2 separate regions of the Mus musculus genome follow, and region 1 is linked to region 2. A link is a loop called in an ENCODE intact Hi-C map of the cell type or tissue named here. Cell type or tissue: gastrocnemius. All regions are shown on one strand.

Evidence for each region. Hi-C counts contacts between places; a loop is a spot of excess contacts. Peaks named below come from ENCODE experiments on the same cell type or tissue, not always from the same donor. Only the 100,000 strongest peaks of a DNase experiment are listed, where the experiment ranks them.
Region 1: a loop joins it to region 2, with 2.0 times the contacts of the local background. A loop is called at or near these places in 11 of 42 quality-filtered maps.

What each region holds. Positions count from the first base shown.
Region 1 is chr2:75,765,228-75,773,227 of GRCm38, forward strand. It overlaps Gm34657 (a long non-coding RNA gene), which reads left to right and starts at 3,604. Exons shown (of 2, transcript XR_374734.2): 1 at 3,604-4,160; 2 at 5,246-6,432. In gastrocnemius, a CTCF peak has its summit at 4,405 (motif pointing left); a DNase peak (open chromatin) is centred at 3,209; H3K4me3 peaks cover 332 bases; H3K27ac peaks cover 1,590 bases.
Region 2 is chr2:75,720,543-75,728,542 of GRCm38, forward strand. No RefSeq gene overlaps it. Among named protein-coding and RNA genes, the nearest start is that of E030042O20Rik, 18 kb to the left of the region's middle. In gastrocnemius, no CTCF peak of the experiment used is centred here; a DNase peak (open chromatin) is centred at 4,660.

The DNA.
Region 1 (8,000 bases), 45 kb after region 2:
GAAGAGCAACTCTCTCTAAGGACCTCTGGAGGAAGGGTATCTGTTGGAGCACTGCTCATTTTTCCTATAGCCATTCCAATTTCAATCTACTAGAAAATTAAAGGCCTATTTCCCGGTAGCATGTCCTTCAAAAAGTAAGTTCAACAAAGCAAAAGTATTTAAGTCAATATTTAAATTATTCAGTTATCAGTCATTTAATTTTCAGTTACATAAAGATAATTACACTAGAACCCACCTTATTCACTCCGCCCTGAGAAAATGAGGGGATGTTGTAATAAGCTCAGGCTTTGAGGCTATGACTGATCTCCACTCCCTTTTGGCCAGGACCTGAATCCATTTGCTTTAAGCAGTTTAGGGTGTATGCTAGGAATATGAATGGTGCCAACGCCCTGTGACCCTTGTCAGGAGTGGCATGACATCATTATTTGTGTGGTACTTGTGAGGGCACAGGCCCAGCTTCTCGGCTCACTTAGCTTGGGAATTTGGCCCATGTTGGAAAGACAGGTCCCCAGGAAGGAGAGTGTAGTAGCCTGGCTCTTTCTAGAACAGTAGCTGGTAAAGCTACACGTGGAGGAGACTTCTGGGATGTCAGCAGTTTTTTTTTTAAGATTTATTTATTTATTATATGTAAGTACACTGTAGCTGTCATCAGACACTCCAGAAGAGGGAGTCAGATCTCGTTATGGATGGTTGTGAGCCACCATGTGGTTGCTGGGATTTGAACTCAGGACCTTCGGAAGAGCAGTTGGGTGCTCTTACCCACTGAGCCATCTCACCAGCCCAGCAGTTTTCTTTTACTTGAAAGATTGCTGGCTTTAAGAATAGGGGGGTTTGAGTTTGGAAGTTGAAGGACTTTGAGCAGAGAAAAATGCAAACTTTACAAAATGCAAGAGACAGTATTTGCAAAGGTAGCAAAACTCAAAGTCACCTTTCCCCAGCCCCATCAACTTGACCAGATTTTAAACCAGGTCCTTGAATAGCTTAGCCATCCATTCGACCACAGTGCTTACTGGTGAAAGTACATATGTGATTATGTGCAGTCAATAATGTCACTATTTCATCTGTCAAGTAGAATAAGTTTATAAAGGGATTTTTTTTTGAAGAGATAATAACTTACTCTAAGATAGACTTTAATTACTGGACCTTGATAGCAACCGACCTGTGAATTAATTAGCTTACATCACTGCCAAGTCCAAGGCTTGCATAAATTTGAAGGAGAATGTTACAGCATTCAAAATAACAGAAAATATCTATGGCATAAATGTTAAAACACCATCAGCTCTATTGTTCATCAGTATAAAGAGAAATTAAATACAAGAACTAAAATGAACTCTAGAATGGGAATCAGTCAGTTTACAAAAACCATCTCAGTCCAGAACAAGGTACCATGCAGGCAGGGGACAGTAGTGCTTCAGTCCAGTGGCAGAGTGGCATGCCAGGGGCCCTGGGATCAACTGCCAGCATTGCCAAAAATAAACAAACTTAATAAACCAACACCCCCTTTCCCATCCTGAGCCTTATCTTGTGTGACTAGATAACCCTGTGAGATTAGAGTCCTGTGTATCATTTCTCTCACTGGCCTGCTGAAGTGCTGGAAAGAGATCTTTTAATCAAGAGACACATTAGGGCTGGAGAGATGGCTCAGTGCTGAAGGGTGGTTCGTGCTCTTTTCTTGCAGAGGTCCAAAGAGTATTCTTATCAGGTGGCTCACAACCCCCTGTAACTCCAGAGGGATGGAGTGACTCTGATCTCCTTGGGAACCTGCACTCATGTGCCAACATATACACATTAAATACATTAAAAATAAATCTTAAAAAATAAATGAATTCTAGGCTGAACTATGAGAGAACTGATTAGACTGTAAATTTTAGAACAGTTTAATGCTGGAGATTGGGGTTGCATCTTAGCAGTAGAACTCAAGGTTAGTGAGCACATACATGCATGCATACAAACACGCACATACACAAACATGCATGACCACACTCATAAACACATGCACACACATATACAAACATATAGGAACTCATGCACACACAAAGATACACACGCAGGAATACACCCACGTTCATGAACACAAGTGCACACATAGCCACACGAACACCCCTCCCTCCCCCATAAACTAGGGAAGCTGTATGCACGTGCTCAGTTCTGCAGTTCATGGTCTCCTATGTCCTATCTCGGTGAAACTCTGCTTCTAGGCATAAGCAGAATTTTTTAACTGGCTTTGGGGAAACAAGCAAGCATTAAAATGGTTTCTACTCGGAATAGTTTTATTTATTAAAAATAGTTATAGTGACTTGAGATGTGACACATGAGGTAGTTCATTGATAATTATAGAAATAAAAAGTAGCTTTATAAAACACACACGCATTGACTTTTATGGTCAACTATTTTTTGTAACAAGGGGATCAAGACAATTCATCAGGTAAGGCGTGCCGGGCAACAGGACTACATCCAGATGCAAAGACTTTTTACTTCACGCCAAACATCAAAAGGAGCACTAAGTGAATCAGAGGCCTCAGGCTCAGACTCAGTGATGAAAACGTGGGAAAAAGCATCGATGTCTTTGTTCACTTGGTTTCTTAGACAAGATGACAAAGCACAAGAAACAAAGACAGCATAAAGTAGATGTCATCAAGTTTAAAACTTTGCTGGGTGTAGTGGCCCATGTCTTAATCACTGAGTCTGGAATATGGAAGTAGTAGAACCGGAGTTCAGGGCGAGGGGGATCAGAATTCAAGGCTAGCTTTGGCTATGTGGTGAGTCTGAGGCCAGCCCGTGCTGTAGGAAACATGATCTCAAAAAAAAAAAAAAAAAGCAGAAACAAACACCACCCCCTCCCAAAATAAAATTAAACAAAAAAACTCCCCCAACCTTAAACTTATATAATGGTAGAAACTGTGTTCAAATCGTGTATTTGATGTGAGGTCTGTGTCTAGAATATACACATGAACTCCTACGACTCAGTAACACAAAACAAATCACCCAACTTGAAAGTGGATGAACTGAACAGGCATTTGTAGATAGCAGATACACAGTGATCTTTAAGGAAAAGCTGGGACTCCAGGAAGAACTTCCTGGGTCTGAATCCAGAAGGAGCCAGGTGGCCATTTACTGATTGAGAGGTCACAAATACTTAACTTTGAGTGTCTTGCCTGGGCATGTTCTTGCTTCAACTGCCAAAGTAAACAGCTATCAGAGAGGCCAGTCTGCTTCCTGGATCTGGCCAATGAGCTGTGCCTAACAATCAACTAATCAGAGCGCCTTCCCTGGGGTTTGCAGCCTCATTTGCATAAGCAGATTGGATCGAGAACTTAGGCAACAGTTTTAGCCCTTATTATATGCTTGAATTTTGTACCAAAGTCTGAATTTCCCTGGCTTGAAACTGCTTAGTTTTGAAACAAAGGCTCCCTTTTCATCTTGAGTTCTTTCCTGGGGAGTTTCTGTTGACAATAGGAATGAATGAACATTAAACACAAGGAAAAATGCTTGCTGTAATTAATCTTCAGAAAAAATACAAATCAAAACTGTAATGATCCGACACTAGACAGCCACTCCCATGGCTAGAGTCAAAAGACGTAGTAACAGGGGGTCAGTGAGGGTGCGGGGACATCAGAAGAACTAGTTGGTTTTGCACAACCATGACCAAAATGCCTGAGAGAATAACTCATAGGAGGAAAGATTGACTCAGCTCACCATTCCAAGGATTTCAGCCCTTGGCTTTGCTGTTGCATAGCAAGGTGAAGCAGCATCATGGTGGGAATGGGGTGTGTGGTGTGGAACTTTATTTTAAAACAATGTGTGTGTGTGTGTGTGTGTGTGTGTGTGTGTGTGTGTGTGCTTACCTGTGTGGAGGTCAGAGGTCAACTTGCAAGAGATGGTTTTCTCTGTTCACCACATAGGTCCTGGGCATTGACTGTGGATCATCAGGCTTGCTGACAAGTGCTTTTACCCACTGAATGTCTTGTTCACCCTGGAGGAACTTCATCCCATGGGCTGAAGCGGAGAGCAAGACAGACAGAAGCTGTTACGGGCTGTCCTCAGAACCACACCCCCAGGAGCTTTCTCCTGCAAGATCCCACTTCCACAAGCTACTGACACATCTCTACCAGCTAGGGATCATGTGATCAACATTCCAGCCTGCGGAGGGGGTGTCAGGGGTCAGGGTTCCCCTTCAAACTGTATTGTTGTAGCATTAATGTCATGCATTGTTGTCAGGAATGGGTAAGAGTATAGTTATGTGAGAAAGAATGGGCCAGTTTTGGGAGCTGGAGAGATGGTTCAACGGTTAAGAGCACCACTGATTGCTTTTCCGAAGGTCCTGAGTTCAAATCCCAGCAACCACATGGTGGCTCACAACCATCTGTAATGAGATCATGCCCTCTTCTGGGTGTCTGAAGACAGCTACAGTGCACTTTCATATAATACATAAATCTTTAAAAAAAGAGAAAGAGAAAAGAATGTGTCAGTTTCATTTCTTTTTATTATACTTATTGAATGTGTATGTGGGTATGTGCCACATCATACTTGTAGAGACCAGAGAACAACTTGCAACCTACTGTGTAGGTCCTGCAAATGGAACTCAGACTGCCAGCCTTGGTGGCAAGTGCTTTGACCCACTGAACCATGTTGCTGGCCCTAAATATGCCAGCTTCTCAAAAGGCTAAATCCAGTTATCACATGGACCAACTCCTCTCTTCGATGTATAACCCAAAAGAAATGAAAATATGACCATATAAAAGCTCTTATCTAAATGTTCATAACAACATTGTTTATGACATCTAAAGGAAAGGTATAACTCATATGACCCTTGAAAACATGCTATGTGAAAAAAAAAAAGCTATGCTATGTGAAAAATAGTTTCTGATTCCACAATGAGAGTAAGGTTTAGAATAGGTTGCTGTAGAAATAGAGTGTAGATTAGTGTTTACTTAGGGATAGAGTAGGGAGTTGAGGGAAAGTAGAAGTTACTAATCCATACAGTTTCTTTTAGAGGTGATGAGAACAAACTAAAAGTGGTCCTGTAGCGATGACTACACCTGTCTGTACGCACTCCTTGTTATTTTCCCTGAGTCAGGGTTTCTCTGTGTAACAGAGCCCTGGATATACTGGAATTCATGATAGAGACCAGGCCAGTCTCAAGCTCACAGAGATCCACCTGTTCCTGAGTGCAGGATTTGTATCAGGTCAGAGATGGAAGATCCGGCACACTATTCTAATCTGCTTTCTCCTTCTCTGCCAGCAGGATGGCCAGAGCGCATATGGTTACGAAGGAATAAGATCAGCACAGCTGAAGAGCAGAGCCAACACAGGGAAGGAATGTTCTGGAGACTCAGACCCGTGGCTGAGTGATTTTGAGTAAAAGAGAAATGATTTTGCGTGTTAAAAAGAACAGCAACAGCAATGACCAAGGAACACATCTTATTCAATTTTTGTTGAAAGGAGATTTAGAAATAGTTTATCTGGTCTGGAATTTCTCAACCTCTTATCAATATTGACATTTGGATGGGATAGTTTGTTGCCATTGAGGTAAAAGAGTAAGCTAAATAAATTCTACCTGCCCCCATTTCTTTCAGTACACTTCACAGAAAAAAGGAAAAAAAAAAAAAAAAACAGGAAGAGAAAAATAAGATGACATCACCCATGTCATTCAACTGGTGACCTAACTGCAGCTTGTCAGGGAGTCAAGTCTCCTCCACCTCAGCTAGCTGCTCTTGTCTCACTCTTTAGAAACCAAACTTCCTACTTCTCCATTTGATAACAAGCAAAGAAGGCACTGAGATGTGTTGGCGGACTTTTCTGCAAGGGTCTTAGCATGGATTCTTCTGAAAGGGTCCTCTCCCATTTGGAGGATGTTATGCAGTGGAGGGGGAGGTTAAGGTGAAAGGCAATAAAGACTATGGATCTATAGGACCAGCCACTGTGGGACAGTGGCTCCCTCTTCTCTCTAGTGCAGCCGCTAAGCATTCTTCTTCTCACTCGATTCTACACCTTTAAGTATGAAGGAAGATGGCTCAGGGACGGTCCAGGAAGGAGTCGGGTACAGCGCAGGTGAAGCTGCACATGTCAGAAAGCATCTGAGATGGACAGAGTCCCGAGCAAGCCTCGAGATCAAAAGGGACCGACTGGGAATTTGCTCCGGTATTTGGTCATGGGGCCTTCTACATAAGGCTTCGCTGTGTAACTTAAATATCCTAGGAAGATAAGAACTGATAACTTAAATGGAAACAGGGCAGCTTAATAAAACACAGAAACATATACTCTGTCAGAGGGTACCAAATGATAACAACATCTGAGGAGAGAATATAAGCTACTAAATCTATTGGGAAATCCAAACAAGATTTTAAATCAATCTCTGTTTTTCACCATTTTGAAGTGTAATTCTGACCTAACTGATATCAAATAAACTTATAATGATCATGTTGAAGGGTAGTTTTGTTGTTGTTGTTGTTTTTGTTTTGTTTTGTTTTATAACAGGGAAATAATACATTACAGGGGTCAGGCCTCTTCTTAACATTTATAAGGTGTTACAAATCCCACTAAATGGGAGTAAAGGTTTGGGAAAATAGCATTGGCTATAGGAGACACTGGGGTTTATATAGCCCCCTCCTCAAACTGTAAGAGCAAGGGCTTTTCAAGGGTTGGGGGATTTCCGGAGGACTTTTGGCTATGTAGGAACTTGGCTGAACATTTCAAAATTATTTGGCAGGGCATCTTATCTTATCAGGGTGGAGGTTGGGGTATAGGGTGTGGAACGTGACAAATTCCAGAAAATAGGTAAGACGTGGTCAAATCCAAGTTTTACAGATAACAGGGATGAACTTTTTTTGACCTTGTAACAAGATGGCTTTTAATCTTTTTTTTTTTTTTTTAAACTTAAGATGGAGTCAGGCCAGTCCATTAAAGGCCAAAGGTAAAGGGATAAATGAGACAATATAATTCATATGTTTAACTGTGGGGAAGTTGTAAGTGAAATTGATAAAGAGGATCTTTCCACTTTGATAAAAGAACCAAAGACCAGCCCGATTAGAATGTAAAATTCTTGAACTCTTTGAAGTTTTCTTTTTACCAGAAAGTAAAGTTATGGGGGAGCCTGGACCCCAATTCAAAACTCTTCTCTTCTCTTCCCACCCCTGACAGAGTGGCCTTCAAGTGGCTGTTCCAGGCTGCACTCCATGCTCTCTGCAGCAGGTTCCACTTGGCAAGCCTGGAGCTAATTACACTTCCTAGTACTGTTGTCTGCGCTGGGAAAGAAGTCTAGGCAAGTCCTGGAATTAGTCTTCGTACATTTGAACAAGGAATTCTGAGGTAAGCCAAGATGTCCTAGTGAGGTTTAGAGGGAAGTTGTGAATTCTGAGAATATCTCCTTGGCCTCCCAGCCTCTGTCCCCTGTGGTGAGGAGATCAAGGAGGGTCAGAGCACAACCCCCTAAAAGCCTGAAGCTGGTTGTCAGCTGAAGGCCCTACATCCTGGAATGTGGTCGATAGGAAAGTCAGGCCATCCTGGTGCAGACCTCTGACCTACTTCAGCAGGAAGGGGGAGCCGGGACTGGGCTTGTTCAGTCACGGAAGGTGGAGCGTGCTTTTCTAGCCTTGGAGTGGTCACAGAATCTTATCGCCCCGCACGACAGAGTCTGCCCGGACTTGAGTGCCTGTTAGGTTAATGATTTAAGAGGACATTCACCTTTTCACTCTGCTGAGAAAATACTAGAAAATTCTGGCATTGCTTTATCCGGTTCAGAGAGCTTTCACTAAGTGGGGGCCCTTCCCTGCTCCCCAACCCCCAGTGGTTCACAGAACCAAGGAGCCCTCTCTCTTTGCTTGCCTGCTCTCCTTGTTTCTGTTCGTTTTTCAGTTATTGTCTTGACAGGAGCCTTCTCTCCCTGACAAATTGTCTCCTTCCTGTCTTCCTAACCTCCACCTCTGACTGAAGCCCACTGTACACTTTTCCTCTCTATTCTGCTGGTTAAAAAAGAAAAGAAAAGAAAAGAAAAGGTGGCA
Region 2 (8,000 bases):
CACACACACCACAAAAGACACATCTTTTTTCTTTTTTTTTAACTGAGAAACTGAGGCCTATAGAGAATACTTTTTCTCTGTGCTCTAGCAGCTGAACACTGCCTTTCGATTTTGTCTATTTTTGGCTTTTTTTTTGGTTTTGGTTTTGGTTTTGGTTTTTTTGTTTTTTTGTCTCTAAGACATAGTCTGACTCTGAAGCTCTGGCCAGCATCTAATTACAAAGACCTTCCTGTCTCGGTCTCCCAAGTGCCGGGATTACAAGAACCGGACAACATGTCCAACTACAATTCTTAAGTGTAACGTCATACTGTGAACCACGGGTGTTTCCAAAATTGCAAAATTAATTTGGAAAGTTATCTAGAACCATTTTGATGTTCTAAAAACATTTAAAAATGTTTGGGCAAGGGACTGGAGAGGTGATGGCTCAATGGTTAAGAGCACTGACTGCTCTTCCAGTGGTCATGAGTTCAATTCCTAGCAACCCCATGGTGGTTCACAACCATCCATAATGAAATAGGATGTCCTTCTCTGGTGTGTCTGAAGACAGCAACAGTGTACTTACATACATTAAATAAATAAACAAACAAACAAACAAACAAATAAATAAATAGATATTTTAAAAAAATGTTTGGGCAAAAAGTGTCCAGATAGTTGATTACCCATTTAAAACAAAAACAAAAACAAGAACAAAAACAAAACCCAAAACCAACAACACTTGAATACTTAGTGAGCAGTAGCCTGCTGGTGGGGGCTGGGTGGGAGGTGAGGGACTTGAGTTAAATACAGATTTTACCTTTAAATCCCAACAGCCCAGAAATAAAATATCACAATCGCCCATACTCAAGAAGTAATGAAGATCCACTCTTAGGCTAGAGGGCCAGAGTTTCCTTTTTATTTTATGCAAAAATGACATAATTTCTTTCCTTCATTCCTTTCTTTTTAGGTTATAGGAATTAAACTCGGAACCTTACCTATGCAAGGCACGTTTTGTTTTCTCGTTTTTAGATTGAGATCTATCTGACATACAATACATGGCACAGATGGACGTACATAATTTGGTAAGCGCATGTACATCCCTACACACACTAATGAAGGTAATAAGCAACTTCTCATTCCAGAGCTGTGCTCCTCCTGTGCTGCTGGGGGTCTAACTCGGGGCCTTCTAGCTGTCTCACAAGTACTATGCCACTGAACTACATCCAAGGTAAAACACTTGCTCTGGGCTCAATTTTAATCCTACTTCTTCCTGCCTTTCTTCCTTCCCAGGTGTCTACTGGTCTACCTTAGGTAACTATGGTTTAATTTGATATTCTACAATACCACAAATAGAATCATATAATATGGACTCTCTTATGGAGTCCTTTTACTTAGCATCATTGGGATTCAGCTATATTGCTACATATATCAATAGCTAACTCTTTTTTTCATGTACTGAATGGTGTATATCAGAACATGTTTAACCATTCACCTGTTGACAGCATTAATTGTAATAAATAATTTTCATCAGATTGGCTCAAATTATCTTCTAACCACCCTACAATATCTTATTTTGCATTTGTGTGTGTGTGTGTGTGTGTGTGTGTATGTGTGTGTGTGTGTCCATGACATCATATAAGACTAGATGACAACTTTTAGAAGATAGTCCTCTCCATCTGAAGATCAAGCTTGTTGAAAAACACATGCTGAAACTTCTAGAAGGCCCAGTTTTATCTTTCTAAAAAGGCCTTAAATATTGAATAGAGGGGCTGGAGAGATGGCTCAGTGGTTAAGAGCACTGACTGCTCTTCCAGAGGTCCTCACTTCGATTCCCAGCAACCACATGGTGACTCACAACCATCTCTAATGGGGATCTGATGCCATCTTCTGGTACGCCTGAAGACAGCTACAGTGTACCCACATGCATGAAATAAATAAATAAATTTTTTAAAAAAAGTATTGAATAGATAGGTAGATGCTTTCTGAGCTGGACTTGCCACTGGGCATCTGTGATTGCAGGACTTGAGAGACTGACCCAGGATGATGGCAAGTTGGAGGCTAGCCTTGTAAGACACAGGCCCAGTCACAAACAAACAGCAACATAGGGATGTATGCTTTGTGACAATCCTGATTGACAAGGTAGACGTTTTCTGCCTGTCTTCTCTCTCTCTCTCTCTCTCTCTCTCTCTCTCTCTCTCTCTCTCTCTCTCTCTCTCTCTCTCTCTTTCTCTGTCTGTCTCTCCTCTTCAGAAAAGGAACATCATGGAGGCATTTCTTACTACAATTCACCCAATCCAGGCTATTGAGGCTCTTGAGTTACGAGCAGCAGTAAATATGTCTTCTCAGTTGCCTACTCCATGGGGAAGGTCAGATACAAAGAGCTGATCTTCTCCTCCTTCCTGGGAAGAGTTCTTGAGAGGCTTGACTTTCTTGAGCCCTTTGACTAAAGCATTGCATCCGGATGCCTTCATTTGCCGTTAGTAATCCTCACAATGACCATTTGCAGGTGATAAAGTCTGGTTTGGTTTGATTAGGGGAACTTGGCCAAGGTCACATAGTTCTGTGATTTGGTCACTCAGCTAAAGTTCCAAGGCAGAGCTCCGCTCCTGTGCAATCCTAGGTTAGCTGTTTACAAAACCTTGGCTCTTTTCACTGCATCAGGCTAAGCCACGAAATACATCCCAATGCTTTGTGAATAATTAAACACCATGGGGCTCATGATCTATACCGTAATTTTGCCCCTGACCCTTCACTATATGACATAATTTGAAGGCTGAAACATAATTCTGTGCTATTGGGTGTAATAAAGCCATAATAGCCGTGTTTTTCATGTTGAAATTCAAATTAAGATGCTCATAAATTTACTTTTATTTCCTTTTCTTTTTCTCTGTGTGGCATTTGCTTTATTTATTTATTTATTTTCTGTGGTGGGCACAGGAAGGAGAACTCTACTAAGGAAGAAGAAGAAGCCATATTGGTACAGCTTCAAGACCTTGCTCCTCTTACTCCTGCCTTGATTGCTGCTTATCAACCTCTGCCATTGACTCAAATCTGTAAATACATAAATGGGAATTATAAGGGCCTCTAAATCTCTGTATCTGATTGTTAGTGGTTCGTAGGTGAATTTGAAGAATATCGCTCCGAGGAACGTGGTTCAATCTTTACAGTCTGGCTCCACAGTCCAAAGTCTTTAAAGCCAACATCGAGTTTATACCAGATTTTATCACCGCACTTTGCTCCGACTATCTCTTTTTGCTAAGGATCAATTTCCTATCTGACATGTCATATTTACGTCCACTCTGAGTGCACTAGGAATTGACAATTCACAAAAGAGCTAATGCTTTGTCTGGGTGTGGTGCTGCACTCCTGTAATGCCACTTCCCAGTAAACTGAGGCAAGAGTGGAGGGCACATTCCAGGCCTGCTTGGCCCAAATAATAATAATAAGAAGAAGAACTTGTCTCAAAATAGGTAGACATACATAGAGGAAAAAAAGAGAAAAGAAGAGACTGTTTCCAGAAGGCTCAAGGAGAAGAGGCAAAAGAGAGTACACTGTAAGGGAATCAGTGTGCTTAAGAACAACCAGGGCCAGGGAGATGGCTCAGCAGGTGATGTGCTTGCCATGCTAGCATGAGAACTTGAGTTTAATCCTTAGTTTGATCTGCATAAAAGCTAGGGGTGGTAAAATACTGGGGAGGCAGAGTCAGGAGGAATGCTGGTTTACTAGCTAGCTAGCTTGGCTGAATGCATGAGTTTCATGTCCAGTGACAGAGACAAAGACATCTGTCATCCATATCTGGCTTTCACATACCCTATTGATTGTGCATACACAATACACACACAATCAGGTACTTTAAAAAGCTATAATAATAATAATAATAATAATAATAATAACAATACCCAATAGAGACATAACATACTTGGAATGGGCATGTAAAAGGTATGGAGTGGAGTAGTTCAAAGAAAAGATGAGATTATAGGAAGGTTTGAGAATAAAAGGCAAATAGGTATAATGGGGGAAATTAGAACTCCATTTAATGTAAGGTATGGTAGCAGCTGATGCGAATAGGGCCCATGGTCATCTGATCAGCCATGGAGACCCTAGAAACACATTGCATTTACACCTAGGGCGTGGTTATCTCTGGTGTGACATTCTCTGTGAAGACGGAAGCTTTAATGTTCAAATGAAAACCGTTGCAAGCAGTTCTTTACAGATTGCATTTTGTTTACATCATATATATGTAAATTTTAAAATTTATCTTATGTGTATGAGTGTTTTGCCTGCGTGCATGTCTGTGTGTCATCTGCATGCCCGGTTTCTGAGGAGGCCAGAGGGAAGCTCCAGGGTCCCCTGAGATAGTTGGTGGGTGGGTGGGAATCCAACCCAGGTCCCCTGGAAGGGCTGCCAGTGGTCTTAACAGCTGAGCCATCTCTCTGTCCCTCTTCTTACATTTTGAACAGTCCTGCTGGGTGCTATGGTGTAGTGAATGTAAGTGCAGATCTGGGTTTAGTTCCTTGGCTGTGTGATCCTGGGAAAGTTGCCTAGTCTCACTGACAGACTTCCTGAACCGTAAAATGGAAGCTGTCAGGAGGTTAAGAACGCATTAGAAGTTACTTATAAAGAGGAAGAGCACTTACAAGTCCTGACATGACCATGTGAAAACCGAATTTGGGCCAAAGAGATGGCTGAGCAGGGAAAGGTGCCAAGCCTGACCACCTGCGTTCAATCCCTGGGACCTACTTAATGGAAGGAGGGAAGTGACTGCCAAAAGCTGTCCTCTGACCTCCATATGTATGTCACGACACACAAATGCCCACACATGTGTGCATATACATATACACACAGAAACACAAAATGAGTGCAATGAAAAGGAAGGGGGGGGGAATAAAAGCTTACTCTGTAAAAAGTACTGATTTAATGCTAGAACCTACATGCAAAGTAGTTAGTTAGTTTGTTTGTTTGTTTGTTTTAAGCAAATGAATGTTATTTGACATAATAAAAAGAAATGCCCTTGGGGATTGGAAAGATCGCTCACCAATTAAGAGTATCTGCTCTGGTTACAGAGGACCGGAGTTTAGTTCCCAGCACCCACATGGGTCACGAGCATTTGTAAGCTCACAAGTCCTTGAGGATCTATTTCTCTCTTGTGGCCTCTGCTGGCACCCACAGGCTTGTGTGCAGACACGCAGAGACAAATATACACATACATTTAAAACATTTCATAACAAAATGCTCATCTGAGCTTGAGACACGTAATGACTCTCAAGATCAAAATAACGGAGTTGGCTAACACTTCGACTCCTCAAGAGCTGGAAACTGTACGTCATCTCCCTCGGTTTACTTTTCTTCATTTTGCAGGGGCACACTGGATTCGGGTTACTGAGTTAGAGGATCATATGAGGAAAGTGCCAACTTCTAAGGTTTCTCCTAACAACAGCTGTTCTGCTAGGATCTGGGGAGCCTGCTGTGTAAACACATGTTTTTATTGTTTGTTTTTTTGTTTTTGGTTTTGGTTTTGGTTTTTCGAGACAAGGTTTCTCTGTATAGGTCTGGCTGTCCTGGAACTCACTTTGTAGACCAGGCTGGCCTCGAACTCAGAAATCCGCCTGCCTCTGCCTCCCGAGTACTGGGATTAAAGGCGTTTGCCACCATGCCCGGCGTAAACATGGTTTTGCTGCATCGGATTAGAGCAAATATAAAATATAACTGCTGGTTGGCAAGAGTCCTTGATATGATATGTTGATATGAAGAGTCACTGTATCTAATCTTGTGGATCCTTTAGTTGATAAATATTCACAAAAATCTCATTTTCCTACCCACTAACACATTTTATGGTACAAAGAAACTAAGTCTTGAGATGGAGATGGTCTCTGGGTTTTTTTTTTTTTTTGTAATTATACTTATTTATTATGTAGCATGTATGTGTGCATGTGCCCCAGCATGGATATGAAGGCAGAGGATATCCTGGGTCTCCTTCTACCATGTGATTCCCAGGGATCGACTTGGGCTGTTGTGCTTAGCAGCAAGTGCCTTTTGCTGGTTCAGAGAGAGGTTTTTGTTCTCAGTGCTGGGGGCTGAACCCAGGACCTCATGCATGCTTGGCAAACATTCCACCCCTGAGCTTCATCTCCAGTCCGATGTTACCCAATTTTGAACCATATTTATGAGGATCTAAACTTTAGACTGTTATATAACACCCTCCATTCTCCTTTTATATATTTCATTTGTATTGCTGGATAATATTTCATTCCTCTGATGAGTTTTGGTTCACTGGACTGGCTTCATATTAACACACACATGTTGTGTTACTCACAATCCTGCTATTGTTAAGTAATGATTTCATGAATGGCTTTTTATCTTGGTCATTTTTTTTTAAAAGATTTATTTATTTATTATATGTAAGTACATTGTAGCTGTCTTCAGACACTCCAGAAGAGGGAGTCAGATCTCGTTACAGATGGTTGTGAGCCACCATGTGGTTGCTGGGATTTGAACTCTGGACCTTCGGAAGAGCAGTCGGGTGCTCTTACCCACTGAGCCATCTCACCAGCCCATCTTGGTCATTTTTAAATTAAAGATTTACTTTTACTTTTTGATGAGTAATAATAGTATACTTATGGTTATAATGTAATGTTCTATGTATGTATATATATATATACACACATTATATATTTACATGTATGCACACATACATGTAGATATGTGACATACGTGTACATATATGTATAAACATGTATGTGTATGTATGTGTACATATATATAACATACATGCATCTATACATATGTATGTGTACATATACTGATATTCATACATATACACATATATATATGAGATACTGACATGTATATATGTACACACTATACAATGGTTAAATCAAGCAAGTCATTGATTGTGTCAAGCATATTCATATGATATATTAGTTAGGGGGTTTGAGTCAAGGATATATGTGTCTTTTAGTTTAATGGCTCTCGCAAAATTGTCTCCCATAGAATAGTATTAATTTTTAATTCCACAAGACAGATTTTAGAACATATCAATAGATATATAAATATTTACTTCTTATTTTTTTACTGGAGTGTTAAATTTCAGTCTCATATTTCTAGAAATGTTTTGTGTACAAAGGGTATTTAATCATACAATATCTCTAGCAGGTATTTTTAGTCTTTTTTTTTTTTTTTTTTTGGTTTTTCGAGACAGGGTTTCTCTGTGTAGTCCTGGCTGTCCTGGAACTCACTTTGTAGACCAGGCTGGCCTTGAACTCAGAAATCCACCTGCCTCTGCCTCCTGAGTGCTGGGATTAAGGTGTGAGCCATCATGCCCAGCTAGTCTTTTTTTTTTTTTAAGTTTGACTTATTTTATGTGTATTAGTACTCTGTTTTCATGCACACCAGAAGAGGGAATCAGATTCCATTATGTGATTGTGAGCCACCCTGTGGTTGCTGAGAATTGAACTCAGGGAACTCTAGAAGAGCAGCCAATGCTTTTAACCACTGAGTTATCTCTCCAGCCCCTTCTAGCAATTTTTAATATGAAGGCCATCAGTACTTTTTCTATGATATGAGCCAAAGACATGTTTCCTAGTGTGCCTTTTAACTTTATGACTTTAAATTTTCACATAGTTGAATGTATTTGTTTATCTTGTATGGCACTGGTGATGGAACCTAGGGCCTTGGGCCTTCTGCATGCTAGACAAACACTCTAATACTAAATTGCATCCCAAATTTATCAATTTTTACAATAGTTTTTAGATTTTGAGCTACATGAATCTTTCAGAACACAAATAAGTTTTCTCATAATACAAAAATATGTAAGGTAGAAAATTAGGTTCCCATAACCCTAAGACGACAAGAAAACTAGTGACTATGGTCTATAGTGTACTTAGAGGCTTAGTGTACATGGTCCCTGAGAGCAAGTAAGGGAGTTTTAACACTCAGATACTCCTGGCAGCCAGGCACAGTTGCATAGGCCTTGAATCCTAGCACTCAGGAGGCAGAGGCAGGCAGATCTCTGAGTTGGAGGCCAG